2 separate regions of the Homo sapiens genome follow, and region 1 is linked to region 2. A link is a loop called in an ENCODE intact Hi-C map of the cell type or tissue named here. Cell type or tissue: ovary. All regions are shown on one strand. Each heading gives the region's core, and the rest is flanking DNA. Links, peaks and the distances in the headings are about the cores only.

What was found. Peaks named below come from ENCODE experiments on the same cell type or tissue, not always from the same donor. Only the 100,000 strongest peaks of a DNase experiment are listed, where the experiment ranks them.
Region 1: a loop joins it to region 2, with 9 times the contacts of the local background. A loop is called at or near these places in 2 of 110 quality-filtered maps.

Annotation. Positions count from the first base shown.
Region 1 is chr1:91,717,152-91,732,940 of GRCh38, forward strand. It overlaps TGFBR3 (transforming growth factor beta receptor 3), which reads right to left. Exons shown (of 17, transcript NM_003243.5): 6 at 12,654-12,822; 7 at 10,508-10,655; 8 at 4,804-4,993; 9 at 2,742-3,079; 10 at 2,161-2,313. Among named protein-coding and RNA genes, the nearest start is that of TGFBR3, 160 kb to the right of the region's middle. RefSeq lists an enhancer at 15,381-15,675. In ovary, for the core only: a CTCF peak has its summit at 9,118; a DNase peak (open chromatin) is centred at 9,012; H3K27ac peaks cover 4,696 bases.
Region 2 is chr1:91,645,278-91,661,066 of GRCh38, forward strand. No RefSeq gene overlaps it. Among named protein-coding and RNA genes, the nearest start is that of CDC7, 150 kb to the left of the region's middle. RefSeq lists an enhancer at 1-144. In ovary, for the core only: a CTCF peak has its summit at 6,411; DNase peaks (open chromatin) are centred at 5,724 and 6,514; H3K27ac peaks cover 2,546 bases.

The sequences.
Region 1 (15,789 bases), core at 4,515-12,514, 73 kb after region 2:
TATATATCCTTTAAGAGTTGTAGAAAGTTTGGTTGGAGTCAGCAGCGAAGGACCTAATGTTTGGTTATATATATCCTTTAAGAGTTGTAGAAAGTTTGGTTGGAGTCAGCAGCGAAGGACCTAATGTTTACTATGGAGCACATCTCTTCATTGCCGCTCTTGTACCCCTCTAACTTTTGCTCATTTCTTCCCTAAGAAATCTTTCTCTATGGTGTATGGATGTGGAAAAGAATACGTTTTATTCCAGGAATCTTTTTTTTCCACCTTTTTCGCTATCCACCTGCAGATATATTCCCGGAATCTATCTTGACATAGGTTGAAATTATGATTCCTGGATTATTTCTAAATAGGATGAGAAAATTCACCCAAGGGTCATGACGCCATAAATGAAATCCTAATTTCTTTTGCTTCACATGCTTGGATTCTGAACATGATGCAAAATAGAAATATATAGTAAGTCTGAAAATTACTACAAACAATTATAATTGGTGAGAACAGCTAAAACAGTCTCCAAAGGGAGTAGGATGGGAAGAAAATTAAAAAAAAAAAACAAACTGCCTTTCTCTCTGTACCAGGTCCTCCAAAGAAAGTACTGACGCCAATTAAAGGAAGCATCTAGGATATTGCTAAACTCAAAGATCATAATAAAGAAAAGAAAAATATGTGAGAAAAAAAGGAACTTTAAGGGATCATTACATGCCTTTCTCTCCTGAAGCAACTGACTTTTTTTTTTTTTTATTTTTTCTTAACAGACATATTACTGTAGCCACTTTTGGTGTTAACTTGGACCCCAGTTTTAAAATGCCATAATCAAGTATTTCAGTAATATATGACATTCATTATATCTGTAGACACTGGATAACTGAACGAAAATTCATGCTGCAATTATCAGGAGGTCAAAGGTTAATAAATTAATTATTTGAGTAACAAAAGGAGATTAGCAGGGCCTAGCCTGGTGTCTAGGAAAGATTAGTGGACAAGAGGTCAGGAAGTTGGATTCAGTCGTCCTGGCTCTGCCATTAGCCCATCCCTGGAGTTTAAAAAAGCAAGTCTTTTTAACTTCTTGGAGTTCAGTTTCCTCACCTGTGAAATGAAGAAGCTGAATAAGCTCATCTTAGGGTTATTTGCTGCTCCAACAGTCTAATATTCTCTGAGGAACAATATGCTTGGGTTCATGGGAGAGTCACTTCCCACAGGAACCACGCTGACCAGAGCACCTGATTGCTAGCCTCTCTTCTCTGGATGGGGTCGAACTAGCAGCCACAGCTCAGCCACCCCATGTCAAAGCTGGATATGGCACTAAGAAGACACCCCCCCTCCCACCCCAACCCACCCTGTGTCAAAGGTGGACACAGGGATCTCTGAGCCTTATTTTTACCATTAAAAGTAAAACCCAAAATGCAAAATCAGCACTTTAAAGTTCTTTTGGAACTTCACATTTTAAATTCTTTTAATATTCACTGCCTAGTCTCTGCACCCAAGAGAATGGGTTTAATCTGAAAAGATTTTGACCAACTGAGAAGAAAGATTTCTGGAAAATGCAGCTTAGCTATTGCAACGGTTTATCATTGGGGGAAATCTGTGGAATCTTTCTCCAAGTAACTTCAAAAGTAGGAGAGTTTCTTCAATGTATGGTCTTTCTTAGAGGTGGAGAGAGACTTAATAATTCCTTAAAGGTCCTTTTTGAGTTTTAAATTCTCTTTTTGGATTTTTATTCATGAAGGAGGGAGAAGTTCTCCTACTTCTGGACGAGACTCAAATGAGGCCAGAGAGACCACACATCTGGTTAACCCGGCTGTGCAGAGGTGCTGCTCGTTCATATAGCCCAGGGCCTTAAAATTTTATCCTTATAAGGGCCAGTTGAGCTTGGGCACTGAGAGAAGTCATAATCACCTTGACAGTGCAGCCTTTGTCATCAGGAGACGGAAACGGGGGGTGAGAAAACAGGCCTTCCAATTCCCAAAGACTCACCAATAAAACAAATAAAACCAAAGAGCTCAGGGTCAAAGTACATCCATTTTGTTGAGAACTGACACTTGGCTTTCTTCAGGCCTGGGGTGAAAACCCTCTTCATCTTCAAAGAAATGTTAAGACTAACTTTAAGGGAGCACACAGCCAGGCTCTGGCAAAGGGCAAAGCTTTGTTCTGGAAAACACTCACGGAGTTATAGTAGACCACACCATCAAGGGCTGACCACCGGGGCCGAGTACCGCAGCCATTCAGAGGAGACTCCAAAACAAAGTGTGTGCCATTCATCTTGGCCTTGCAGGTAGGATCCAACAGGGTGACGTCCATCCCCGAGTAGCCACTGGCCTAAAACAACAACCACCAAAGACATGGTTGGAGGCCCACAGGCAGTTCTGTTGTATAATTGACACAATTGACAATTGCCTGGTCTTCCAAGGACAGGCGATGAGAGGCCTGCATCGTGCCCCTTCCCCAAGTATCTCTTCCCAGCTGCCCACCTCTCAACAGCTCAAGGGTAGTATCTGTTGGCCTTGGAAATTCAATAGCAAAATATTGACACACAAGGATCTGGAACCCCCACCCCCTGTCACTGAGAACAACAGGAACCAGGTGAGAATCACAGCCAAGGGGAAGTAGGCCCATCCAACTGAGAAAACAGTATCAAGCCTCCGGAGTTCAAAAATGAAAGAGATAGGGAGAAATTACAGATGCAGACTAGGGCCAGATGGGAAAGGAGGTAGCCTCTCTTCCCTCCTGTAATCAGCTGCACCGACCTGAAAAGAATCTTTTTCTACAGCCACGATCATCTTCTCATTGTCACATTTGACAGACAGGGCAATATCCACGCTCCCTTGCACCTCTTCTGGCTCTCTGAGACCAGGAAACAGTTGTATGCTGGGAATGACAGGGTCCTTTGGCCGAGGGAGCCCATCTTCTCCCTCTTCATTCCAGACTCTCCTGGAAATATCTGGGAAAGGAAACGGAAGGCCTCCATTTTGGCCTTCCCCTCCCCGGATGGGCGGGTTCTGCAGGGCAGGCAGGGCACCAGGGTCCAGCAGGATCCGTAGCTCAGGAGGAATAGTGTGGACTTCCTCATCTCCCATCTCCTCTGCTGGTGAAAGAAGAAGGCAAAACATCAGCAGTGTTTGATGCCAGGCCACAACCAACATCATTACAGGCAGAACAGGAGGAATTAGCATAGAATGGGCAGGTGTAAAATGACTTTTAATAAGCAGTGCATAAAGGTCATTAGAAGTCTAGAAGCCTGAATTCTAGTCCTGGTGTTCTCTCTAACTAGCTCAGTGGCTTTAGGCAAGCGGCTTGCTTCTCTGTGCCTCAAATTTGCTTTTCCAATTTTTTAAATTAAGTGGTTGGAAATGATCAGTGGTTCTTAACTTTGGCTACACATGAAAATCACTTGGGAGCTTTAAAAAATATTCCTACGCCCAGGTTGTACCCCAAACAATTTAAACTCAGACTCTCTGGGGTGGTACCCAATCATTAATATGTTTTAGTCTCTCCATGTGTAACTGCAATGTGCACCTAAGACTGAGAACCAATGGAACAGACAGTTTCTAAGGCTGTCCAAGCTAGAAAAATCTGTGATTTAAGTTACATGATGCAATATTATTCCATTGAAATGCCACTAAAATACTTTCCTTGAATCAAGAGAGTCTTTTGAATAATTTCTCTAATGATGTCTTGAAACAATATTGGTATGTTAAAATTACTTCACCACCTTCTTTTTGACAGCTAAATTTTAACAGGTATCTGGGCACCTTGGCCTTTTGGAACATATTCCCTTGAAAGATAAGAAATAGCTGCATAGATACATTTATTCCTTCAAAGGGAGAGACGTATTTCCATACAATCAATACTCAATATTTTGTCGTATTTCTAACAACTAAAAAAATAATAATTTCCCCAGTATTCTTTATATCTACTATCTAAGGCCAACTGATGTACACTTGAGGTCAAATCCATCTCAGTGGAAGCTGGAAGTGAAGATGATAGTTGGACATTATCTCTCCTTTAATAATATTCTTTGGAAAGGACGCTAGAGCTGTAAGGGTCCAAAATAAGTCATAGCTTTGTAGGGTTTTTAATTTGTACTTTCACGAAAACCTTCACAACAACCCTGTAAGGTCTGTCCTATTATTTTCCCCTTATTACTGAAGAAAAATCTGTGGCTCAGAGGTGAAGCAACTTCTCCCCAAACAGTGACTAAATGGTAGAGCTGGGGCTTGAACCTGTACTCCTAATCCTTATTCTATTGGCATTTCACTCAGTGGTGGTACCATGAGCTGAGGAACAGGTCTAGGGATCACAAAACTAGGGTTTCAAGTCATGCTAGCTAGAAGACTCCAGAAAACCTCAAGAATTTGTTGACCCTCTGCTTTCCACCCCATTCAGCTGGGGTAGTAACTCCTGCCATCCTCTGGGTATGAACACTCAAGTATGAGTCCTCGTGACTATTTTCCTAAAAGATACAGCCTTTTACCATGAACTTCTTTCCTGCAGTCTTAACTCTTCTGTATTCTCAGCCATAAGTGGTCATTAGGTGTCTCGGAGAGAAGAACCTAATGTAATCACACTAAAGATAACCTATAACAAAGTTCTCTGAATATGCATTCAACTCTATGTCACTGAAAATCTGTATTACAGTTTCCTCAAAATCTCTGTCTAGGTAATTTTAAGCCTTCTGATAAAAAGTAGTCAAATTATTAAAATGTACAAGAGAAAAACAGCAACATATAAGCTGAAATGACAGTTCCTCACTGGAAAAGCTTCATTTGGGGGGTATTTTTTACATAACTTAAAAAACTTCTAACTTACCATTATTTTCAAGCCGAAGATGAAATCTATTAGCCACAGGAGCCATTGTGTATGAAGTTATTGGACTATAGCCATTGTCCAAAGCCCACTTCACCAGATTCCCTTGGGTTGAAGGAATGTCATCTCTTATTGATTTGGTCATTGTCATAGATCTTTCACTCTCTTTTCCAAAGCCAATACTGTTAGGAGCCTGAAGATATAGCAAAAAAATCACTCATGAGTCTAAAATTAAACAGTACTTTAGATAATAAAAATTAAATATCTTAAATAAGTAGATTCTATATTGTATATGAGGGAATTATTTATTCTTTTGACCCCTGTTTTCCTTGGGCTAAGAACGATGATGTGAAAAACCTTTAATAGCCGACTAAAAGACATCTACGTATGCTGCTTGATCATACTATTTGTATTGCCTATGCTGATAAAAAAAATCATCCAATGACATGTAAGTAGTTACATACTAAGTATGCCTAGTCTATAACTGTACAGTTAGTCTAATGTTTAAATTATTAACACACACAGTACATATGTATAATAAACTTTCCCTTTTTTTTACTTAAAATGACATATAAAGTATACAAACAGACATGTTATATTGCCCTCAAATTCCCATGCTTCCACTTCCTATTCCCCTAGATTTCAATGAAAGATAGCACAATCACTTACAGCCACTTAACAATGGAGATATGTCCTGAGAAATGCATCATTAGGTGATTTAGTCATTGTGTGAGCATCATAGAGTGCACTTACACAAACCTACATGGTAGAGCCTACTACACACCTAGGCTATATGGTACAGCCTACTGCTCCTAGGCTACAAACCTGCACAGCATGTTACTGCACTGAATACTGTAGGCAGTAGTAACATGATGGTCAGTATTTGTGCATCTAAACATAGAAAAGGTACAGTAAAAATATGGTATTACAATCTGATAAGACCACTGTCGTATATGTGGTCCCTCACTGACTGAACCATATTATATGCTCAAGACTGTACTTCAGTGTGGAGACTATCCCATCTATATAAACTATTAAATTCCACATGGTAAAACAACCAATGTTTATATTTCATCTAAAATGTATGATCAATTAGTAATTCTATAACTGTATTCATTTGCCAATTCTACTAACTGAATATACTTGTATCTTCTATTCTAAATATTAATTAATTAATTTAGGTTACTCTCCCCTTAAGTATCACTGTTTTATCCAGTAATACAAGTAGGTCTTAAGATTAGCTTTCAGGGATGGGTGCAATACTTCACACCTATAATACTAGCATTTGGGGAGGCTGAGGCGGAAGGACTGCTTGAGCCCAAGAGTTTGAGACGAGCTTGGGTAACACAGGAAGATCCCATCTCTACAAAAATTTTAAAATTAGCCAGGCATGGTGGCATTTGCCTGCAGTCCCAGCTACTCAGGAGGCTGAGGTGGGAGGATCACCTGAGCCCGTGAGTTAGAGGTTGCAGTAAGCTATAGTCATGCCACTGCACTCTAGCCTGGGTGACAGAGGGAGACCCTGCCTTAAAAAAAAAAAAAAAAAAAAAAAAAAAAGACTAGCTTTCACTGGATAATCAATTACAAAATTAAAATGACAGAAATATTTTTGGGAAAGGATATAAATGGACTCTACTCAACCAGGTTATTCAACAAGGACATGGAAGGTAAATTTATACATCAGTTGCTGACTCCTGTGGCAGTGCTCTTCTCAGAGGGTGAGAGAGCTAAATGCTGCAGAGGGGACCCCAAAGGGAAGGTACCATATTTTCAACAACTGCACCAACAGGGCTGGAAAGCCCTTCCAGCATGCAGATTACACCATTTTCGTGCTGTATAAAAATCACTTTAATTTCCATGCCCAGTGATTTTCTCCTGCATGCATGCAGCATTTTTCCTAAATTCCTCATTTGTTTCCCATTCTGTTTGCCCCTAACATGACTAAATATTAATCCTTTCCCACTGTAAAACCCTAAAAGATTCACAGGCTCTAAGTTCTCTTGGCCTATGTGGTTGTGGGATATTGGCTGAAGCCACATATATTTCAACTCAAATCTTAAAGGATCTCATTCAGTATATTTTTCTATTACCTAAAGTGCTTATGTGTGGGAATACTGCCAGACTCACCAGTCACAAATTCTATATGCAAAGGAACCAGACAGAACTTTAACCAACTTCTGCGGCCATTTGTAAACTCAGTTTAATAGATTCAGAATATTTTAGCTCTTACTCCAATTCAGAAAAAAACTCCTTAGGGTAAAGAAGGGCTAGGGAGGAAAGAAACAAAGAGGAAGGAAGGAAGGAAAGAGCTAAAATGAGATCATGAAAGATCCAATTTATTCTTAGAACTTTTTATGCATTCAGTCAACAGTAGTTTCTTAGGTACAGCTTCTTCCAGCCTTTTAGAGCTACATGTCATTTTGATTGGCTGGAATCACAACAATTGGCCTAAACAACACTGCTTGCCCTCATCTGCCCTAGTCTCTTTCATGTTGTTGGACAGCTGAGAAAATATCGTATTTCCAGAACACTATCATCATAACTGCCACCTGTCCTTTTGCACCAATGTGGAATGAGCTGTTTGCACCTTTCCAGATTAAATCTAGGAGCTGTCAATACATCTCATTTTGATTATGTCTGGGAACTTAAAAGACTCAACATCTATCTACACATTTGTAAAGCAGCAAGGCTTGGGACAATGGCAGACAAGTTGGTTCCCAGCTTTGAGCAAATTCTCACACTGTACTTCTGGAAGTCCCTAGGCTTTTTCCAGCTTTAGTGGAGCTACGCCAAATGCAGGTGTACAAGGAGGTCTCCAAAAACCACCACCATCTTTCCCAGCCATATCTTCATGAAAGATAAGGAGTTAAGTCTAAGTGCCTCCACACTCCCCCATATTTACATCTGGACTGATGGTATAGGGGAGGGAGGACTAAGGAAGGGAATGGCCAGAGAGCGTAGTGCATATGCCCACTGAGATTTTTAAAAATGTATTCTCTAAGAACAAGCTGCCCATCATCAACCCTGAAGTCCTGAGGCCACATGAAATAATATAAGAGGAAACCTCTAACAGGTTTCCTCCATCTATTTTTTTATGTTTTAGAGGTTCTTCCTACCATAAAAGTGATTATGCATGGTCCACACAGGACCTGAGAAAAGAGCCAGAGCTGGACAAGGCAATGTAGACACCTCCAATGTTCCCATTCTTGCCCACTGCCTGGCTCTTTGCACCTCTTTTGACCATTTTGCCATCTGGAGGACACATTCTGCCCATGCCCCACCCCCGACACACACATGCATAAGACATCCATATTTAATGGTGCTCTTCTTTAAATTACTCCATCAGACTCCTTACAATTCCCTTAGTAGACATCTTTCTTTCTTTTCACCTTGTATAGAGAAGTGCCCTAATTGTTCCTATAGACACTCTGAAAGAGTTATTTATGGAAGGAAGATGAACCCCCTTTTTATGGCAGGCACTCTGCTAGGCATATATTATCTTATTTCTCTTCCAAAATATAAGGAGATAGGCATTACCATTCCTGTTAGAGAAGGAGAACCTAAGACTCACAGAAGCAACACATGTAGCTGAGAACTTACATGCGCAGGCCCTGTGTCCAGTGCTTTAGGTGAAATATCCTATAGGCCCTTAACAAGTATTTGGCAAATAAATGAACAAACAAATGAACTCAGCTAATGAACCACAAACTCAAGGTGAGTACTATCATCATACCCATTTCACAGGTGACCAAACAGACTCCGTGTTCATCAGTCAGACTGCACAACATCTACTAGGAGTAGTAATTGGAAATGGGATTTAAATCTAGCCCTGTCTGGCACAAAGTCAAGATTCTTTCAATTTCACTATGCTGTCTCTAAAGGAAATACTAGAAACAAGGTTTCTATAAACCATTGCCCCCTTTCTAAATAGTAATTTAAACTTTTGTGGGAGCAGGTACCTTTCCCTCACAGCACAGTCAGAATTCACATCTGAAACAGGGAATTAGAAAATCACAAAGCATAAACTGGTTGGGAGAATAAAAAAGAACATCATGAAACATTACCTAATTGTTTAGTAATGTTGTCATGCATTGTCCAAAATTGGCCTGGAACAAGCGTACAGCCAAGGAGAGGAACATAAACAGATCTTGCACTGGGATGAGCAATCTCATTTCTAGCCTTTCTGATTCATATGAGAGATGGGGACATTCAAAGTGAACTCCAGGACTGCCATGGACCAGGCACACATACTCAGGGAAAGAGCCATCGAAGGGTCAAGGCTGAAAGAATATTTACACAAGAACTCCAGCAGGGAATTAAAATGTACCGTATGTTTTTGCCTTTCAAAGCATGATTCCCTTTCCTGTTTTTGTTATTCTGAAATTAAAAACATTTGGCCGGTGTGCCAGGCAGCAAAAGCAGCAGACAGCCTAGGTCACCAACACCCCTCATGCCATGCCAGAGAAGGCAATCAAAACATCTCTGACTTCAGATCATGGCTAGGCTTTGGGCTTGACAACAAATTAATGTATCACCATTACATATGATGGCTCACTGGGATCCTAGCAAAGTTATAAAAAAAAAAAAAACCCACGGGAACCAGAAACGATTACTTTAAAATTAAAATATGTGTGCTAGTGGTTTTGCCTGCTGCCTCTGGTGAGTGCTTTTACATGACGTTGCCAAGGGAACTGTTGGCTTTGCTCACTGTGGTATCACATGGAAGGTGCCATGAATGAATGAATAATACCAAAACCAAGGGCATCCCTCTCCCAAAATACTGAAAACATAAAACCCACTTCAGCTTACTCAGTGCAGGAACTAAAAGAGAGATTGGCCAAAAAAAAAAAAAAAAAAAAAAAAAATTTGAGCCCATAGAAGAGATACTAAAGAGATAATTATCTTCTTAAAAAATAGGGAGGAGGATTTTTCTTTAACTTTCAATATAATTCAGTCAAATAGTTATTGCCTAAGCATATTTGAGATAAGATTTACTTTACCAAGTTTCAACATTCAACTTTTGAGGAAACCAGCTGCTGTTTGCCCATCATGCCAATGGGCTAAGCCTTGTGCGTACATCTCTATTAAATAGAGGGCCTTGGGAACAAGCTGGAGTAGACTTGTCCAGCATCATTTCACTGACTTCGCACTTACTGTGATTCTTCTATCAGTGTTTCACACTTAGGAGTTGGAAGCAAGCAAAAAGACATGCCAATATTTCGTATTTAACTCAAAAAGAAAAGTCAATGATGTGAGCTGGGGTCAGCCTAATAGTCCATACTTTCTCTAAGTACCTAACTCCAAAATAAAAGCTGATATTCGGTACTATGACACTGAGGTCCTTGTGGGATGCTCAATATGAAGGCTTAATTGTGTTCATTACTTTACACTTACTATTAGTGGAAAGCATACTAATGTATTTCAGGAATTTCACAAATGAGGGAGCTGGGGTTCAGAGAGGTTAGGGGACTTGCCAAAGGTCACAGTGGGATTACCTGGACTCAGACCTGGGTCCGTCTTAATCCAAGGCCATGTTTGAACAACCGCACCTATTTTATAGGAGCATGCTATTTTGCAAAGTGAAAAATAATTGACAGAGCTTAGAGAGTCCAAAGAGGCAGGAACTTTAAAAATAACACTTATAAAGTACAGCTTAAATTGTTGTCATTTATCTAAACAAAACAAAAGACATGCTCCACCAACTTACAATAATTTTCAGGCTTCCCTTAACATCAAAAGATTTGATCACCCAGTTGACAGACTTTTTGCACTTCAAGATCAGGATGAGATTTTTGACCACTTCAAGATCCTCTTGAGAAGGTCTTATATCAATTGTTATATCCACCTGGAAAGCACTGTGAATGGAAGACAAAGGCAAAGTTAAGACCTACATGCCAGAAAGTTGCAACTATCTCCCCTCTTCCAAGTCTTCATGTTTCTAGTGTCTGGCCAGTTGATTAAAAAGCTGGAGTTGATCCCAGGCCAATGACATGTGCAAAACAGATTGTTACTGCACACATAACAAAATTGTTTTACATAACAATAGAAACATATGCTTGCTGATAATTAGTCACTAAAGTTTTTCTCTTCTTTGATGGAAAAGAGGTGGTTACTTAATGCAGCCACTGTTTGAAGTGGACTTGAACGAACCAGAAGAGTTTACTTTTGAAGCAGTATTGTTGCTTTTTCAACCTTCAACACCTTCGATGTACAGGATTCCCATTTGGCTAATATGCTCAAATTCCTTCAAAACTGAAGTAGGTGGCAGTTTGGTGAGTTGGGGGCGGGGTGTTGGGATAAGGGAAGCATGGTGGTAAAAAAAAAAATTAGGAAACTTCAGAGTAAAATAAGAGACAAAAGGCTAAAGAATTTCTTGATTTATATAAGGTTTGCTTAAGTCATTAACAATTGCTACAGAATCGTATCTGCATTTACTTTCCCAAACTTCTGGATATAAGGTTATTAAAATAAAGAAAACAGATGGTCAACCAAGTGATTACTGGAAAATTGATGAACACAACCCAAACTTCTAAGAATTCGTAAAAAAGAGAATTTTTTACTAAACAATAACATCCCTGTCATTCTGAATTTAAGGGAACAGTCTTTCTTTCCATCTCAGCTTTACACACTTGTAAAGCATAAAATGCATGGTATACTCCAATGAAGCCTCAGGCCTGACGTCGAAGCACATTCACCAGACTGCTCCTATTCCCATTCCCTTTTCACTTTCTACAAAATTCTTCAAGTGGCCAGAGTGGAATCTTATCAAAACGATCTGTAGCTTACACGCTTTGAAAGTCAAACCCCGATTAGCATTTTCACCTCGAAATCCCTCTACAATATACATTTAAATTTTCAAGTCACTAGTCCAGATGCAAAGGAAGGAGGGTGAAATGCAGGCTCATGTGGGAAAAGAACCTACTTTTTCTCCTTTTTCTTTAATTCCCTAATTATTCTTGATAGGGAGGGTCGAATTTCCAATCCAGGGGTAGGAAGCTGAGAGGGAGAACAAGCGCACAAGGGAGAGGCAAGTTCTATCGAATGGCTTTTTGGTATGTCACCATGAAGGGCCACTCCAGCATACACACACACACACACACACACACACACACACACACACACACACCAAGCACACAAGGGAGAGGCAAGCGCTATCGAATGGCTCTTTCGTATGTCACCATGGAGGGCCACTCCAGCATACACACACACACACACACACACACACACACACACACACACACACACCAAGCACACAAGGGAGAGGCAAGTTCTATCGAATGGCTCTTTGGTATGGCACCATGAAGAGCCACTCCACCACACACGTGCATGCGCATACACACACACACACACACACACACACACAGATTTAACGCAAACAGCTCTGAGTGCCTAAGCGCTCTAAGGACACCACAAACAGAGCTTTATTAAAAACAGAAGGTTACTAAGATGATAATTATATTAATAGGGCATATTTTGTAATTTTCCTATCAGGGATAACCTTAGTCAGAGGTGATAAAGATGAAGGAAGAGTGACTGTGTCCTGTAATTAACACCCAGAAGTTTGGAACAGGCTTCAGGAATTCATCTGAAATATCTGGGATCTAGGGACAGATGCAGAATATAAAATATACCACTGGTGCCTTTACTCTGTTCTTCAAAGCTTCTGTGAAACACATCTGATGAAGCACACCTGAAGCATCAATGGCTACCTTCCCTCCTGCGTGAAGCATCAATGGCTCCCTTCCCTCCTGCGTAGGGGAGGGTGTAGGACGGGCTACACCTCTCCCTGCCTCAAGTCAAGGAAGATCTTTACTTTCATCTCTTGTCACACTCACACACTTAGACTCACTTACCTGTAGGGGTTAGAGTTGGGGGTGATTAGCTCGATGATGTGTACTTCCTCATTCTGGGGCTGGCTGGACATCACACACCCTTCTGCTGCTTTGGGTTGAAGGTACTCAGCAAGGTAATTGAGTGAGAGAAAATTCTTCCCTATGTTGCACTTTGGAGGGAACACTTGATCTGAAAGAGGCACAGGACAATCTGTCAAACCACTGAGGTACTCGGTAACCAGATTCAAAGGAAGGAGGGTGACAGTGAAACTGAGCAAATGGCAGACACAGGGAACCACGAGCTCAAAGGATGGTTCTTCGTCTGTGAAGTCCGCAACCACTGCCCTGAAATGCATCCTGTTATGGTCACCAGTGACCGCCTATTGACTAGCCCCCAACTAGGGGCCTCTTTTGGCTAAATCTTCTCCTTGCATGTTCTCTGTGATACTTCCTGTCCTCGTCTGTTTCCTCTGACCTATCTTTCACATCTCTTCCACTGGTTCCTCCTCTGCTCAGAATCTGTATAGACCCCAACCCAGAGAATCTGATTCAGAACACCCAGGCGGGGCCTAGGGAGCTTTCTTTTTTGAAAAGCTCGTAGTAGATTCCAATATAAACCAAGGCTAAGAACTTCTCAGCTCCTTCCTCAATCCCCTTTCTATCTCATTCTTTTTCTAGGTGATCTCAATCACTCCCATGGTTTCAACCTGTACCTAGATCATGACTCCTTTTCTGAGCAGTTGACTTATACTGTCATCTGTCTACCAAGCATCTCCTATCTAAAAATCCAATACTTATGTATTTCATGGTCAGCGTATTTAACATTCAATCCATTCTATCCCCAAATGCACTCCTCCTTGGATATTTGTTATTTCAACTATCAGGAGAAGCAACCACCTAATTAATCCTCCGACACCCCATGTAGAATTAATCTTTCCCTCATATGTATTCCTCACAGCACTTTATACTCTGAAGATGAAAGGTAGGAATTTGGGGGAAATAAAGAAGGCAGACTTTCACTCTTTCTCACAATCTGAACACAGACAACTCAAGTTTATATGGCACTTTACAGTTTACAAAGTGCTTTCGCAAACATTATCTCACTGTGCTGAGAGTTGCTCACCACCTCCACCCGGGAAAGTGATGCAAGTACCAGAATCTGAAGACACTCCCACAACGGCACATGCCATTTACACAGCACGGCGGCTGATGGGATTTCCATCCACGGGCTTAAATATTTCAACAGAACTTGAAAGAAACTGCTGGCAGTGTGACAGCTGGGACCAGTGTCAAGGAAGTTCTAGGTGTAGCATGCTTTTTTCAGAAGGGATAATTAATCAGAGGCCTGGCACTACTATAAAACAGACTTCTGCCTTTTCCATTTTGAGGACAGGATGCCAGGGTTCAAGTCCACATGGAAGTCTCACTTTGGAGTAAGGAATCCAACCAGGGGGTCCCAAGACTGGGTTGATACTGTCCCTCCCCCTCCCCACTTGTGCAACCTCCCTTGTGCTGAGGTCCGCAGCACACACTGGGGCATCATGGCTCTGGCCACCACAGCACCCCCAGCACCACCCCAGAACAAAGGGGACCAAAGCCTCTGTTTGTCGGCTCGTTGCGAGAGAGCATTGGGTTTGCACTCTGCAGTCTCCTCTAATTCCCCTCCCCCTCAGAGAGAAAAGCTCAAGGCTCCACTGACTCAGGCTGCTAGAGCAGCCTCCCTCCACATCTGCTGAGGGTTTTGCCAGATGAGCAAATGAGGTATGCACACCGTGCAGCTGCAGCCCTGCGGATGCCTCCCCCACATCACAGGATGGAAAATGATATTGGAACGGCAAGGTTGAAATTTAATTAAGAAAGAGCGTCTATGGGCCAGGGACAGGACAGTCTGGAACTCAAGAGACTAGGGCCCTCCTGGGATTGTGGCCGGCATATCCAGTTCATAGGTGTGCCTGGCTTGTATCTGGCACATAGTGGGCATATGGTATAGGTTTCCTGAATTAACAAACAATGATGTGAGATTTGAGACAAATAACAAAATATTCACTCATGTGAAGCCACTAGGAAAGGTCTAATTGTTCAAAAGTTGATGTTATTAAGGGCTCTAGTCCCAGAAGCCATTGTCACTAAGTTGAATAAGCTGACCACTTTTGTTGTGTGTGGTTTCTCCCCCGCTCCCCAATGACTTTCCGAATGCCTGGCATCAAAACTTATACCGAGTGCCAAGTAGAAAGGAAACCACAAAGGGGAATTCCCGGGTAGAAACCTGGCAAGTTTGGGGGCAGGGGGAGTCACATGCTTATTTGTATTTTAGGGAAAGATTGACAAATGACTTTGAGACACAGAAGGATATACTCTGAGAGCAGGAATGAACCTGGGGGGTAATGCAAACACCTCATTTTCCTGCTGTGGAAACTGAGGCTCTGGTGGTAAGTCAATGTTGCTTGAAGCCTCGCAGCAAGACCAGCTGGGATAAGAGCAAAACTCTTAAATTCTTTCATTCTGGGTATATAGATGAGAGCAGTTCCCAAACGTCAGCAAGCATCAGATCTCCTAAAGGGCTGATTGAAACACTGACTGCTGGGTCCCACCCCCAGAGTTCCTGATTCAGTTGGTCTGGGTTGGGCCTGAGAACTGGCATTTCCATCAAGTCCCCAAGTGATGCGGATGCTGCTGGGGCAAAAACCACACTCTGAGAACTGCTCGGGTTAGAGCAACCAGGCCTCATGGCCTGCGATCGCTGGGTACAAGAAAGGTAGAGCCAGGTCGGATTCTGGGAAGTGGGGGATGAAGCTTGCTCAGTGCAGTCTGAGCCGTGGTGATAAACATATCACTTTATGGTCCACTGACCTCACCAAGGAACCTCCTTTCCCTACTGCTCCTCTCTCCACGGCATGGCCCGGTGACTCATACTCAACTGGTGGCTGGAGTCAAGTTTCAGGGGTTCCGAAGGTGTTACCAAGGAGTTAACAGTTTTTACTGCACCAGACACAAGGTCCTTTAAGTTGGCTTCCCCTACCCAGTGTGCACAGGCTGAACCAGTTAAGTGACAACCCGTGGCTCTCAGGGTAAGTGACTACTGTGCTTAGAAAGAAGCTCATGCACTGCCGAGAGAACACAGTCCAACATTCTAAATGTTATTATAACAAATTTTCTT
Region 2 (15,789 bases), core at 3,400-11,399:
TAATAGCTTTAAGAATGCACAGGCCAGGAGTTGCTGTGCTGCGACGAGAGGGCCTGACTGAAAAGAAAACCAACACAAGGAAAGCTGTAGGGATATAGGACAAACCAAAGTGTTTTTTCCTACCCTCTACTCTCACACAGTCACTCAGTATAATACTTCAGACACCAGATGTGGGGGTGGTCTTCCCCCACACACCAAGCAATCCTGCAGATGATTCTCTGATGGATACAAGTTGAGTGTCTTCAAATCAAATTCTATTCTATTCTCACACTGTCTTCCTGAAGATAGCAAGAGATCCCACAGGTTGAGGGCTCAGTCCCATGACACTGCCCCCACTTCAGAATGCCAGTTGCAAGTGTAGGATGTGACCAGTGTTTCTGACCAACCAGCTATAAACTGGGGTGTTCCCAACCCCTTCCTTGGGTTCCGTTAATTTGCCAAGCGGCTCACAGAACTCAGGGAAACAGTTTACTTACATCGAGCCATTTATTATATAGTATATTACAAAGGATACAGATGAACAGCCAGGTGAAGAGATGCACAGGGCAAGGAAAGTGGGAGGGAACCTGGAGCTTTCATGTCTTCTCTGGGTGCCTTACCCTCCAGGCACCTCCATGTGTTCAGCTATCTGCAAGTTCCCAGAACTCAGTCCTTTGGGGTTTATATGTAAGCTTCATTACATATAATGATTCAATCGTGATTAAATTATTGGTCACTGGTTTATCAACCCAACCTTCAGTCCCTCCCCACTCCCCAGAGGTCAGGAGGTGTGGGGTAGAAAGCTCCACCCCGCTAATCACATGGCTGGTTTCTCTGGCCACCAGCCCCCATTCTGAGGCTATCTGGGAGCCCCAGCTACCAGTCATCTCATTAATATACAAAAGACACTCATCACTCAGGAGATTTCAAGGATTTGGGGAGCTTTATGTCAGGAAACAGGACAATGAGCAAAAATATATTTCAAAATATTACAAAAGCAAAGCCTAGAGGGTCAAGTCCTGATGACTTCATATGAGTTCTTGGATCCAGTCATGCCTGAAGATGGTCCTATCCATAGACGTTTTATGTCATTATTTTTGAAGTAATATAATATACAGAGTATTAAAAGCCAAATAATATTACAACATCTACAAACTGCAACAACAGAAGTCTCCTGCCTATTCCTTCCCACCCCTTTTGTCTTCCTCTTTAGTGTTTTCTGCTACTTTATATTGTGTTTATCTCCATATATCTAACCAATAAGGCTATCCTGCTATTTCTCAGATCAATACTTCTCATATGTTCCCTCATGACTTTCTTTGTGGAAGAAAAGGATTTAGCACTATTTTCTCACTAACTATCCCTCACCCAACTTCATCTTTCTAAAATAGATATTTTACAATTTTTTGTTAAATTACTATTTAGTTTTCATCTTATTATGAGGTGTTAGGTGATTACATTTTCTTCTATTACTGTTGTTCTTTCTGTAAGTAATAATTGCCTCCCTTTGCTCATTTTTTTATTGACTGTCATGATTTCTTTCTACACTCACAAAAGCCTTTTAAAACTCTGAATCAATTTCCTTTTTTAGTTAAACATCTGATATTCTTGTTTTTTTTCCTTAGAAAGGGTCTCACTCTGTCAGCCAGGCTAGAGTGCAGTGGTGTGATCATGGCTCACTGCAGCCTCGACCTCCCGGGCTCAAGAGATCAGCCTCCTGAGTAGCTGGTACTACTTGGCTAATTTTTGTACTTTTTGTAGAGACGGGGCCTTGCTGTGTTGCTCAGGCTGGTCTCAAACTCCTGGGCTCAAGCAATCCTCCCACCTGGGCCACCCAAAGTGCTGGGATTACAGGTGCGAGCCACCATGCCTGGTCTGATATTCTTTCAGTTCCTTTTTTTTTTTCCTAGGGACATTCTCTCCTGAAGCTTTTCATTTCCTGCTTCAATCAGACTAGCTGACTTCTAGGCCTGCTGCAAGATTTCCTTGATGTTATCTTCCAACCCTTCTTGTGGTTGATGCTACTGTGTTCATCAAAGCAGATCCTTCTTCCTGAGTACAAAGCTAGACTATGTCAGTTTTAGCTGATGGAATGTGAGCAGAAATGATTCCTGTCACTTACAGGCCTGGTCCATAAAAGCCTCTCAGGGAGATTCACTTTGTCTTCTCCTGTTGAGATGTCCAGGGCGATCTTGGAAGCTACATGTTAAAGATGGCAGGGTCTTTGTCAGTGGAGCTCCTAACAACTTTGTGGAGTCCTACCCCACTCTACTGTCTTTTTCCACTGATTGGACTTAAATGAATAAGAAATAATTTGCTAGCTTTCTATTCTGTAATGGTTCCTTTTTATAGCATCCAGTTCTTATTTCAATAATGTAACAATATTTGTTACCTCTTTGAGGACATTGAAGATTGTTGTGGAGTTTTTGTGGTTATTGTTTGTTTGTTTTGCTTCCGGCATTGTGTGTTTCCTCTGAGTTCTTTTTGGCACCTACCTGTTTGGATCACTCTTTCACATTGAGTTTTTCCTCAAGTATATGAGTATCATCATTGACTTCTGACCATATTTGAGAGTGAGGTATTGAAAAGCTGATTAAAAGCTATGTGACCATGGGTGGGGTTTGTTGCCTGGTTAATCTTCATTACAGAGATAAAGTGGCTGGCTGGGTTTTTCCATTTGAGAATATCATCTCAGTATCATTAGGGCTTTTCTACGCCACTGGCCAGTCTTCTTAGAGAAGGATTCTTCAGTCTTCTGCCCAGGCTCTGTAGACCTGACTGCTGGGTTCTCTGAGCTGATCAGGAAAATGGTTGAAGTTCTCCCCATTCAGAATGTGGAATTGCCTGTTTTTGGAAGACTCTTTCCACTGTTTTTCTGTTTTCAGTTGCCTGCCCTGGACCTCTTTGCTACATCTGGTGTTTTGGGTCTGAAACCTCTCTGGTTAAAGTTTACTCCACAGTAAACCTTCGGTCCCCTGGCAGGGTTGGGGAGAGATGCGTACCTCTCAATGTTCCTGTTTCAGACCCACGTCTCCTTTTGTCCGCAGTGTTCTGCGGTGTGAATGGGCTTGCTTCTCCTTTGAATTCTCTTTTAAGAATGTTGGGGCGCACCACTCAGATGGCCCCCTTTTGATGGAGGTCTCATTTCCCAGCTGCTAGGAGTATTGGCTGATGACATTCCTAGGAATTGACCATGGATGATGGGAACTGCCACATCCAAAGTTATCCCAAGGCCTAAGCCCCTTGCCTTAATTTGGGACCACTCTGAAGGGCTTCCTATGAGGTCTTCTGCGACTGTGCTGTGACTCCATCTCAGCTCCACCTGTCTCTACTCAGTCCTGCTTCTTTCACTCCCCAACAGGTGACGTACCCAAGAGCTCTGCCCAGTAAACTTCCAGCACCAGATTTCCATCTCTGGGTCTGTTTCACTGGGAACCGAATCAAAGACACCTTTCAGTCTCTAGCTGTTTCATCTCATTTTAATATTCCAAAAACATATTGGTATTTTTCATCTGCTATTATCTCCTCTCCTATATTGATTGACTTCACGAGTGTATACCTATTTTCCTTCTTCTGTTCTCATTTTATTGATATTTCTACAAGGCATCTGGCTTAAACATATGTGTTAAATCTGTTGTTTGACCAGAAGTCTGGAAACATATTAATAACACCATAGAACACATAACAAATCCTTCTAGCTTCATATAGGTCATGTGAGAATTACTAAAACTAACTCCCTTTTATGGACACTATTTGAGATGGAGTATTAGAGAGTAAGAGACTGTAGGGTAAATATGCCAGATCCAGACCGCCAATGGAAAAGCTAGAGAGCAGTCCCCATACTTTCCTGGATTACCCCCTCCCCTACCCCAAGCTATGCTCCCTCTCCTTCCTGGGGGTGGCGGGGGGTGGGCACTGAATCCCCACCAAGCTCTGAGCCTGCTCTCTTTCTCTCCAGGCCTTCGCAGATGCTGCTTTCACAGCCTGGAATGTCCTTTCTTCATTTCACCTGACCAAGTCCTTTTAACCTTCCAGAACCCAGCACAGAGCATCATTAACCCCTCACACTCAGCACTGGGTCAGGTACCTCCCTTGTGCATTTAAAGTACCCCACTCCTGCATTCATAACAACGCTTAATATACCAGAATTGTCACTGCCTGTGACTTTGACCTCCTTGAGCACAAGAACCGAACATTTTTCTTTTTAGAGCTAGTACTTCTCACAGTACTTGACAGATGTTTAAAAGTGGCTGTAGAGGCCGGGCGCGGTGGCTCACGCCTGTAATCCCAGCACTTTGGGAGGCCAAGGTGGGCGGATCATGAGGTCAGGAGATTGAGACCATCCTGGCTAATGCGGTGAAACCCCGTCTCTACTAAAAATACAAAAAAATTAGCTGGGCGGTGGCGGGTGCCTGTAGTCCCAGCTACTCGGGAGGCTGAGGCAGGAGAATGGCGTGAACCTGGGAGGCGGAGCTTGCAGTGAGCCGAGATCGTGCCACTGCACTCCAGCCTGGGTGACAGAGCGAGACTCTGTCTCAAAAAAAAAAAAAAAAAGTGGCTGTAGAACAAATGGAATAAATGGATCAATGAATAGATGTATGGATGCTTCAAACAGGCTCTCCTTGGAAAGACTGCCATAGAAGAGCAAGGCCTCAGGCTTGGGGAAAAAAGAGGAGTTCAAGTTAGGAATGAGTTTCTCCTGTCCAGCTCTCACCTAAACCTTGGTGAACTAGTTCCCAGAAATAGTAGAGTAAAGGAGGTGGTCCAGCCAGTTGTTACTGATCTGGATTGGCAGAAATGGAAGAAAAGATGCCAGAGTAGCAATGGAGTATTGATGCAGAAAAGGCAGAGAAGGGAATCCGTATGTAAAAATACCAGCCTGAAGCTGCAAAAAGCTACAAACAAGAACCTCCCTAAGAGCTTATCATACCAACAATAAGAAGCACTACTACTAACGCTTATATCTTAGGGACTTTTTACAGTTCTGTGATGTTGTAGCTCATTTTATCTTTACAACAGTCTTATGAGTTGGGTGCTTATTCATATTTTATAGATGAGGAAACTGAGGCACAGGAAACTTACCCAAGTCGATTCAGCTAGGAAGTGGCAATGCCGGAGTCTAAATCCAGACAGTCTAAATTTGGCATCCATGCTCTCAACCATGACAAGAGAAAAGCTGCCTCCCCTCTCATTTCCTGATCTCACCGATTCACCACCTACCCCAAGTTGCTAGAAAAACAATTCATCTTTTTTGATAGAAGAATATTCCTGTCAAGGCAGGATTCCCAGCTGTATTTGGTCTCATAGCTCAGGTAGAACAAAAGTGAGGTGAGGAAGAGAGCTGGGAGGGAGAAAGGCCCAGTGTCTGGGATGGTCCTTATATCCCCTTCCCTTGACAAACACATTCCCAGAAAGAATCAGTATAGAGGAAAAAGGGAGAGAACAGAAAAACTGCAGATAGGTCCAACTGACTGTCCCTCCCTGGAGAGTGGTCCCCTCCAGGCCTGGTGGCAGGCACTCTGTGGCCTGCATTCCAAAGATGGGCTTTGGTTTTTGGACCCAGGAAGAAGGGGCCAATATGCATCAGGGATCAAGTCAGAGTCAGTGACTCAGCCCACACAAGGCCCAGAGGTTCAGTAACACATCACAAGATGCTGAGACATGTCTCAAACACTTGCCAGCTGAGTCCATCTGGAACATGAGTTCTGAGCAGAAAAGAGCAGGGAGATGAGGGGAGGAGCCCTGGATGTGCTAGTCAGTGAGAACTGACTCAGAGGTGACTTCCAAGGCCAACCTGGGGTGATCTGGCTGAGTCTCGGACCAGTCTCAAGTGCTGTGGAAGGTCATGAGAGTGGCAAGGCTGAACCTCAAGACCAGTTTCCCAAGCAGGGAGGAGAGGGTGACTCCAACACTGCCTAGCCTCTCCCATGCCGTCCCTTTCTGGTCTCACTCAGGCCAGGGAGGACTGTTTTCCCAGGATGGCCCACCCTGAAATGTAGGAGGCAAAAGAAAGGAGCGCTATCAAAAATCCCTGGGGCAGTCTTGTTGCCACTTCTCTGAATCCTTTCAAAGGAAAAGAGCTCATAAGCAAGGCCATGAAATTGTTCCCACTTGTATAAGCAGAATTCTCACACTTGTGACTATTGAGCTTGTGATGTGAAATTACTTGTTCCATGTCTGTCTTTCCCACCGGGCAGTAACTGTTACCAGGGAAGGGACCAGGCTGGTCTTGTTCACTTGTGCCTAGGAGAGTGCCTGGTACACAGCTGGTGCTCAACACATATGTGTTGGGTGATAAACTGTGCATGGACGCTGGTCTTCTTCTAGCCCTTAGTTAGGAATTAGTATGAACAAGACCTCTTCCCACCCTTCTTTACCGGACCAGCCTGCAGATGCTCTTGCTCCCCTCTCCCCCGTCCACCAGGGCCTCATTTTGCATTTGCAGAGCCGGCAATTAAAACTCCCCCAGAAACTTTCTAAGAGCCAGAGGCCAGGTCACGTGGCTTGGGCCACCGCATGGAGCCTGGGCCTCCTCTGGCCCCAGTTGCAGCTCAGGTGTCAGAGGCTGGGCTGGGGGTGGGGGCTGGACTGGGAGGGCAAGATTTCTAGGAATCACTGGGGGCCTGAATTACTCAGATGAAGAATTTGAGAAGTTGATTCAGCTTTTGGGAGGAAATGTCAGTAACTAGGGGAAAAACAACTGGGATGAAGGGCGAGCTCCCTGGCTATGGGAAAGTGTGCTGGCTCCAAGTCAAACTGGCTCTCATCCAGATTTTTATTTCTGGTGTTTGGTGGTTACATAAAAAAAGCTTATAAACTTAACTCCAGTTAGAAAAAAATACAACTATTTCTAATATTGATCCTGGATAATCCCTTCAAACCTGTCAGGGAGACCACCCGGTGTGAAGGGAGGTGGGGGCCCAGTAGGTGACAACTTAGGGAGGGCTGGGGCCAAGGAGGCTCTGGGGCTGCTTGATTTGGAACAGCACCTTCTCCATGCAGGATGCCTGTTTTACTGGTCACCTGGCTGCTTCCTATAGGATTTTAAGGACCAAGGGACAAAAAGTTAATGTACAGGCGTGCAGCCTCCAGCAGTGATTCCTAGCCTTTCTAGAGTGCTCCCATGCTCACATTTGTATCTGATATTTGGTGACTCTTCCTCTCTGGGCAGAAATAATAGGTTAGTGTATATTTTTCAAGTGGAAATGAATTAAAATAATTTTATCAGATTGATAAAAGCATGACAAATACCAAATAGAGGAATTAACGAAGTATATGAATGGACAGTTCACTATAGGAAAACAAATGCCAAATGAATGTGTGCAAAGATGTTCATCCCCAACAGTCGCCAAAGAAATGCAATCAAAACAAGGTACTATTTTGTGACTTTCAGATTAAAAGGACTAGAAAGAAATAATATCGTTTTTCAGTTTTAACTCTTGGAAGACCAGCAAGTCAACTGGAAGACCACTAGGCCTGAGGCCTCAGTCCGATGACTGGTCACCATATTCTCATATAAAAAGCATAGAGAGACAGAGTTCTTCCCAAATGCCTACAATAACCAGTTAGAAAATACAATGGGAAAAAAATTCCTTTCACAATAGCAACAACAACAACAAAATTTTAAATGCCCAGGAATTAATAAATTAATATAACAAGAAATGAGGAAGCTAGATAAAGAAAGCATTCTGCCTTACTGAGAGACAAGGACATCAAAAGAGGGGCACATCTAAAAATATCCGGATGAGTTAAAGATTTCATTGTAAAATATCAAATTGTAAAAGTCCTAGAGGAAAAGCTAGGTAATTATGTAATTATGAGATAGGGGAGACTTTCTGTGGATGATCCCAAAAGCAGAAACCATTAGCGAAAAGTTGGATAAATATGACCTATATAAAAATTTTTAAAGATATGTTGATGAACAGCATAAACCAAACTAAAAGGCAAATAACAAACTTATAAGTACTCAGAAATTTTCTCAATGTTAGCAGAAAACATGCTGCTGGCGTTGCATTTTGTTATAGAATGTTCATTAACATCTATTCTAAAGGAGTGTTTTTGGGGAAAGTGTCAGTAAGATGTGGTTTCAGTTCTTAATTCACAACAGCACATAATTCTGTGGGCCTTCTTCCAGTTCCTCAAAAACTACCAAGATCTTTTGGTTCTGACATCCTCTACATTTGCTGTTGTCTTTGCTTAAAAAGTAAATATGTCCTTTCTCACCCCATGGGCAGCCATGTCTCATGCTTCAGACTTGGGCACAAATGATGCCTTCTCAGAGAGGCTTACTTTAACCAGTCTAACTCAAGACATTCCTTACTCTTTATCCCACCAATATGTGCATTTTCTTTATAGCATTTATCAAAACCACACCTTGTAAATATAAACATATTTGTTCATTTGTGACTAGGCCTCCTCTGAAAGAGAGTAAGGCCATAAGGGCGGCTCAGGAAGACTCCTGCCTGTTCACAGGCATAGAGCAGTACTTGGTAGAGTAAAGTACAGCTGGCACAGGTCAGGCAGGCAACACTCATTTGTGGGACAATGAATAGGCACTCATCTGGTGTTGGAAGAGTAAGGGAAAATGAAACAGAGCTGCTCCCCTCCTAAAGGATTGGTTGCTTGAATGAATGGATGAATTAATGAACAGAGTTGGATAAGCCTCTCATGACAGTATTCTGTAAGGATTGTCACCCCATGTTTTGTCTCTCCTAAAGACCAGAACCTTGACTTGAATCAAGAGTCTTTGTCAAACTTAAACTTTATCTAACTTCAATCAAGTACAGATGCTCCTCAGCTTATGATGGGGTTATGTCCCAATAAACCCACTGTACATTTTAAAAGATCATAAATTGAAGATACGTTTAATACACCCAACCTACTGAACATCATAGCTTAGCCTTGCCTACCTTAAACACAATCAGAACATGCACATCAGCCTACAGTTGGGCAAAATCATCTAACACAGAGCCTATTTTATACTAATGCTACAATAAATAATTTTGAATCAAAATTCAAAATTCGAAGTATGGTTTTTACTGAATGTGTATTGCTTTTGTACCATTGTAAAGTAGAAAATTCATAAGTTAGGGACTGTCAGTGTCTTGAATCCGGCTGTCATTATCTAACTGAAGTCTACCCTAGTCAATACCCAAAGCCCAGCTCCAGAACACAGGGGACCACCAAAACAAGGAAGCAAAATTCAACAAAGAAATTATCGAAAAGGACTTTCACTTGTTCCTTGTGTCTCTTGACATTCAAGGGAGTCTAATTTATAACCCTGTGGGACTTTTCATATCCTCTCTTCTCTACCCCAATCCCCTGCCCACCCCACAAGAATCTAGACTCATCTAGATTTTTCTTTACCAATTTTCCCATCCCCTTCTCACCCAACACCCCCATTCCCAACCCCACCTCCAACACTGTTCCTTGTCCTTTCTTGCTTCCTGGCTATTCACTAGGACTTGATCCCTTTCTAAACACTTTTCTTCCCTCCACCATCTGATCTGAGTCCCTTGTGTCTTCAGAACTTCAGAGCCCAGTAGTCTTTACCAAAGTCTGGGAGTAAGTCTGACTGAGACATTCTCTTGGGAACGTGGGGGTGGGAGTAGGAGAAAAGTGATCTGGAAATTCTTGAAATCTCTTTGGTGGTCTGGGGTGTGAGAAAGGGGGAGAGAAGAGGCATCTCGCTATCTCTCATCAGTAAAATGCCTGCATCCCCAACCTCTTCTCTGACCTCCCTCCATTGCTGCTCTGCCTGCTCCTGGGCTGTGTCCTGACACTCAGCTGCTCTTGGGGTTGTTGATCCTGCCACACCCTCTACCACAGAGCACTGTTTCTCATGAGGCTGTAACAACACCAGCTCTGAAGCCCATGATATCAGATGATACACCAACTAGCCCACCTTGTTACAGCCTGGTCCCACCCCTTCACCCCTCATTCCTTGTGGGTCCCTCTCACTCATTATTCCTGCGATAGACTGGCTTTCTCCTGTCCTCCATCATCAAAGTTGGAATGTTCTGGGGCTTAGTTTCTTTGACCCCTTCCTTGCTTACTCCCTAGGCGATGTCTTTCAACCATGTGGATGGTCTACACATCCATAGGCTAATAACCCCCATGTTTATATCTCTTGTCTGGACTCCTCTGAACTTCAGACTCATATATCCAGTAGCCTATTCCTGTCTCTATTCAAATGTCTAACAGACATCTCACTCTCAACAACAGAACTCTTGATTTTCCCCACAAACCTGCCCTCCTTATAGTTCTCCCCCTCTCAGTAAATGTACCTCCTCTCTTCTCGTTGCTCAGCCCCAAAACCTTAGCATCATCCCTGACTCCTCTTTCTCTTACATCCCACATTCAACCTGTCAGCAAATCTTGTCATTCTAGAATCCATCCACTTCTCATCACTTCCACAGCAACCTCCCTTCTCCAAGCCACAGTCTCATTGTGCCTGGATTCATGTCACAGCCTCCATAGCAGATACTCAGCATCCCTCTCCCCGGTGTGTTAAGTATTGCTTAGGCAAATAGCATGTCCCCTGGGCCCTCCTGCAGAATAAAACTGTTGGGTTTCCCAGCCCTACATGAGGTAGCCAGTCTTGTAAGCCTACTACTCTGAGGCTTTTCATCCCTTCTTTCACCAATGCCATAGAAGTTGTCATAGTTCTACAAGGGCCATCCCTTTCCCGGAGCAGCAAGTTAGCACTACTTCCCCGGGTGCATACAAGGGAGTTAAATCCTGCATCATAGGAGAATACTCCCATATCAGTATGCTCTCCATGGCAGGAGACTCTAGGTTGGCCCCCTGATCCCACCTTCTAGTGTTTACATTCTTGTGTAATCCCCCCACAGAGCGCAATCCAGACACATGCTGAGTTCTATGTGGTTACTTGTATGTGAGTAACATTTGTCTTGCTAGGAGGACTCTCTCTTGCTGGCTTCCAAGGAGCAAGATGCCATGTCATGAGTTGCCTTAAGGAGAGGGCCACGTGGCAAGGCACTGAAGGTGGCCTCTGGCAGACAGCCAGCGAGAAACAGGCCTTCAGTCTGATAGTCTGCAAGGCCCTGAATCCTGCCAACAACTGTGTAAACTTAGAAGTGGGTCCTTCTTCACTTGAGCTTTCAGGTAAGATCTCAGCTCAGGCTGACACCTTGATTGCAGCCTTGCAGAGGACCCAGGAAATCTGTGCTGGAACTCTTGACCCAGTGAAACTATGAGAAAATAAATGTGTGTTCTTTTAAGCCACAAAATTTGTGGGGTACTGTAATACAGAAATAGATAACTAATACAGTTATGTTCTGTCCATCCCCTGCCTTGATCAGTCTTAGAATCTAGTCCCATACACACTGTCCCAGGTTTGACCAATTCATACTGGCCACGTCTGGAGCTCCTTTCTTCTCTTAGCAGGTCCAGCACTTCCCCAGCTGTGATATATTGTGACTTGACCGTAGTTATTGGTTTTAGCAATTGACAGCTACATTTTGCCAGAGGTGATGAGGTCCTCATAGCCAGCCTGACAGTGAGCGATGCCGTCCAAAAATCCCATTTTAGAGTCAGCATCCTAAGACCACTTCTCATATCAACTGTCATAGTTCAGGTACACAGAGAAACAGATTCCAAGATTCTGAGATGTGCGTGCACGAGGTTTTTTTGGGGTGCACTCTTGGGACAAACATCTTCAAGGAGTGAGGGTAGCAGGATTGAGCTGGGGAAGAAATTGACCTGCACTGCAGTTGCAACAAAGGTTTCAGCTGCTCCTATAAGTTGCCATAGCACCCAAATGGTCTTCAGTGCTGTTCTGCTTTGAGGCAAGAGGGCTGGGACTTAAAACTTTCTCATCATCCAAAATTGTTGAAGGCAGGCTGCTTGCAGGGAAGGGGGCATAATCTTGGCAGGCAAATCTTCACTGGGGGAAATTCCCCAAGAGAAAGTCAACTGAGAACAGTCAATCGCCAACACTCCCAGCAGGGAGGGGGGATAAGTACCCAGATCCTGAGCACATCCAACACCCACTACATTCTCCCTAGAGGTCCTCCTCCACCTATTTCCACCCCATCTCACACTTCTCCAGCCACCCCACCCAGATACCAGCCTCTCTCACCTTCAAGAAAGACTGGTTATTGGACCTGTAAAATCAGGCTGGGAGTGTCCCGTCCCCAGGAGCTGGCAAAACAACAGGCTCCAAGGGCCTCAGTCTCATCCTCACCATCCCAGAGCAGCTTGAGAAATGATCCTATGTGGCCCTACGATGTTCAGTGAAGAGAACAGGAGAAGAAGCCACTGGGAAAGAAACAGGTCCTTTCCCTTTTGCTCAGTGGGCTGCAGAATGCCAGGTCAGTATATGATCTCACTTAACCATCACAGCAACCGTGAGCTGAAAATTGTTCTCTCTGCTTTCCCAGTGAAGAGTCTGAGCGTCAGAGGGATTAGTAATGTGGGTGCCAGTCTTTCTGTAGCACTTGCTCTCTCTGTCTTCTTTGCTGCCCCTTCCTCATCCTGCCCCTAAGTACTGGAATCACTCACTTATGAGGGAGTCTCACCCCACTCTATGGCTTTAAGTACCAACTTTGCACTGATGATTCTTCAGCTTTGTATCTTCAGCTCAGACTGCTCCCCAGAACTCCCAGCCTGGATATTCATTTGCCTTCTCAGCATCTTTTCTTGGATATCAAAGAATGAACTTAATAGTTCAAAACAGAGTTCTTGGTTTTCTCTGCCAAATCTCACCACCCGCATTCCTACCGCCTTAGTTTCCATTTCTACTCAGAATGGTACTGTCATTCTTCCAGTTGCTCAGGCCAAACACCTGGTGTTGTCCTTGACATTGCTTTATCTCTCACACCTCATGTCCATCTATTTGCATATATTATCAGATTTTCCTTTGAATCTGACCCTTTCTTACCAACTCTGCTGCCACCATACTGGCCTAAACACTGTCATCTCCCATCAGTACTATTGCAAGAGCTACTTCCTTAGTCTTTGCTCCTCAGTGTCTTCTCTACATAGTAGCCAGAGTGATCCTTTTAAACTGTAAGATCATTTGGGAGGCCAAGGTGGGAGGATTGTTTGAGGCCAGGAGTTTGAGACCAGCCTAGGTAACATAGAAAGACTTCGTCTCAAGTTTAAAAATCAGCTGAGCACAGTGGCACACACTGGTAGTCCTAGCTACTCGAGAGACAGAGGCAGGAGGATTGTTTGAGGCCAGGAGTTTGAGACCAGCCTAGGTAACATAGGAAGACTTCGTCTCAAGTTTAAAAATCAGCTGAGCACAGTAGCACACACTGGTAGTCCTAGCTACTCGAGAGACAGAGGCAGGAGGATTGCTTGAGCCCAGAGTTTGAGGTTGCAGTGAGCTATGATCATACTACTGCACTCTAGCCTGGGCAACAGAGCAAGATCCTGTCTCAAAAATAAATAAGTAAATGAAATGAAATGTAAGATCATGTCCTTCTTCAATTCAACACTTTCCAGTAGCTTCTTATTTCATCCAGAATAAAATCCAAAGTCCTTGCCGTGGCTTACAAGACTACCTGATCTGGCACCCCCTCAACCCCTCTGTCCTCATTTCTTACTCTCATCTCTTGCTCCTACATCTCACCCTTTCTTTATTCCACTCTAACCAGTATGGCCTCATTGCTAGTCCTCAATACCCCCAAAATGTTGCTCCTATCACAGCCCATTTCAGTCCTTGTTTCCTTATAGAGATTTATATCACTCCCTGCAACACTCTTTCTTTTGGTCTCTGCTCCAATGCGCTCTGTTTGGGTGCCTCTCCCTATATCAAGGAGGCATTTCTTACCAGCCTAGCTTAAAACAGATGCTGTCCTCACCCTATCATTCTCTAACACTCTTATTCTGGTCTATTTTTCTGCATATTGTGTGTTTGATAGCCTCTCCACCTAGAATGTAAGCTCCATGAAGGCAAGTCTGCTGTTCACTGATGTGTCTCCAGCATCTAGAACAGTACCTGGCACACATTGAGTGCTCAATCAGTGTCTGTTGCAAGAATAAGTGAATGATTGAGTAAACTGCCATGGCAGAGACATGGCCTGGCAGGTTTCTTGTGAGGTTTTTGGAAAATGTTCTGTGACAGCTCAGAGAGCAGCAGGTAACAGCAGAAACTCGTATATTGGCTGCCTCTTTTTTTTAGTCTAGGGATTTCTCATCCTGTATTTGTTGTTGTCTTATCACCTCATTCAAAATAGAGTTCTAAAACCTCATGGCTTCTACCCAGACCAATAGGGTTTATGACATGGCACAACCAAACCCCTTCTTCCTTATCCATTTCCCAAACACAAATCCACATCCACATCTACATCTACACCCACACTTAGCTTTAGCAAACAAATCTTCACAGAACACATTAAGCTAACCAAATATATAAAAATATATATTTACAAAAAGATTTTAGGAGATGTTTATCCATTTCACAGAAGGATCTTTTGCTTTGGAAAAGGATTCACCACGGGAATCCTCTCCATAACTAGTTCACCAAATCATTTTAAAATAGGACTTGACTTCAAGTGTCTCTCCTAGAAGAAAAGAAAGAAGCCTGTATTTACCAAATACCCATATGTTCACATCACTGGGCCTACACTATTGGCTATTACTTTATTTAATGAGTTAGTGAGTTATACCAGGGGCCTATCTCATTATTACATCCATTTATTGTATCTTTTGAGTGTCTTTGAATTCCACAGATGATTATATTTTATCCAAGGAAAAAGATAAAAATACATAGCATGCTGGGGTCACTTAGTTTTGGAACAAGTAGATTTTATACACCTCAAAAACACTTAAGAAGGCAACTTCCATTTCTAGCCATTATGGAATAACTAGCAGACTAGTCTTCCTGTTTTCAACAACTCTTAAACTGGAAAAAAATGTATGAAATAATTGTTTTCAGACTTTAGACAGGATTGAGATTCCTGAGAGGAGGAAAACAAATGAGATGAACTTGTCAATTGCCCTGGCTTTTTGTCTGGAGCACTTTGCCCACTGTGGTACAAGGAGGGGGTGCTCTGATAGTGGATGGTCCTCTTGTTGAGCCAAGATGGCAGACATCAGAGCTCAGCACTACTGAAATGGTTGGAACTTGTGGGCAAGGCACTGGAGAAAAGGGAACTTTGCAGAGAAAGGACTCTACACATCTGCTTAGAGGTCCCCATGAGTCTTTAGCTGATATTAAGCTGTACTTATGTGGGACAAGACTCCATGAGTTGGAACAAAGACTAACTATCAGGGAAAAAAACAACCACTGGGATGATGTGAACTAACAACCACAAAAACTCACACAGCCCTAGGAGACATTAAAGTTTTGACCAGCCAGATGGAGAGATCTCACTGAACACTCCAAGCAGTCATTAGAGACCCTAGGAAGGCCATATCTTAGGATAGGGCTAATTTAACCTTACAGTAAAGGCTACTCTAGTAAAGACTACTCTAATAAGGCTTAAAAACAGCTCTTATTTTATTTATTTAGTTAGTTAGAGAGGCTAAGGGAAGGGAAAAGGAGAGGAGAAGGATGGGGGGCAAAACAACTCCTGTAAAAACCAAGTTGATCCACAAGTAAATTAACTACCAACTAGAACAAAACTCAACATAATTAAAGAAGACAACAAAATCCAGAATTCAACAATGTAGCACTGACAATGTCCAGCATCCAATCAAAGATTACTAAACATCTGAAGAAGTAGAAAAAATGACCTATAGTGAGAAGAAATATCAGCCAACAGAAATAAATGCTTCTAATGTTTTCCTTGCAATGTGGTACAGTATTTTCTTTTTGGAATTAGAACTCTGATTCAG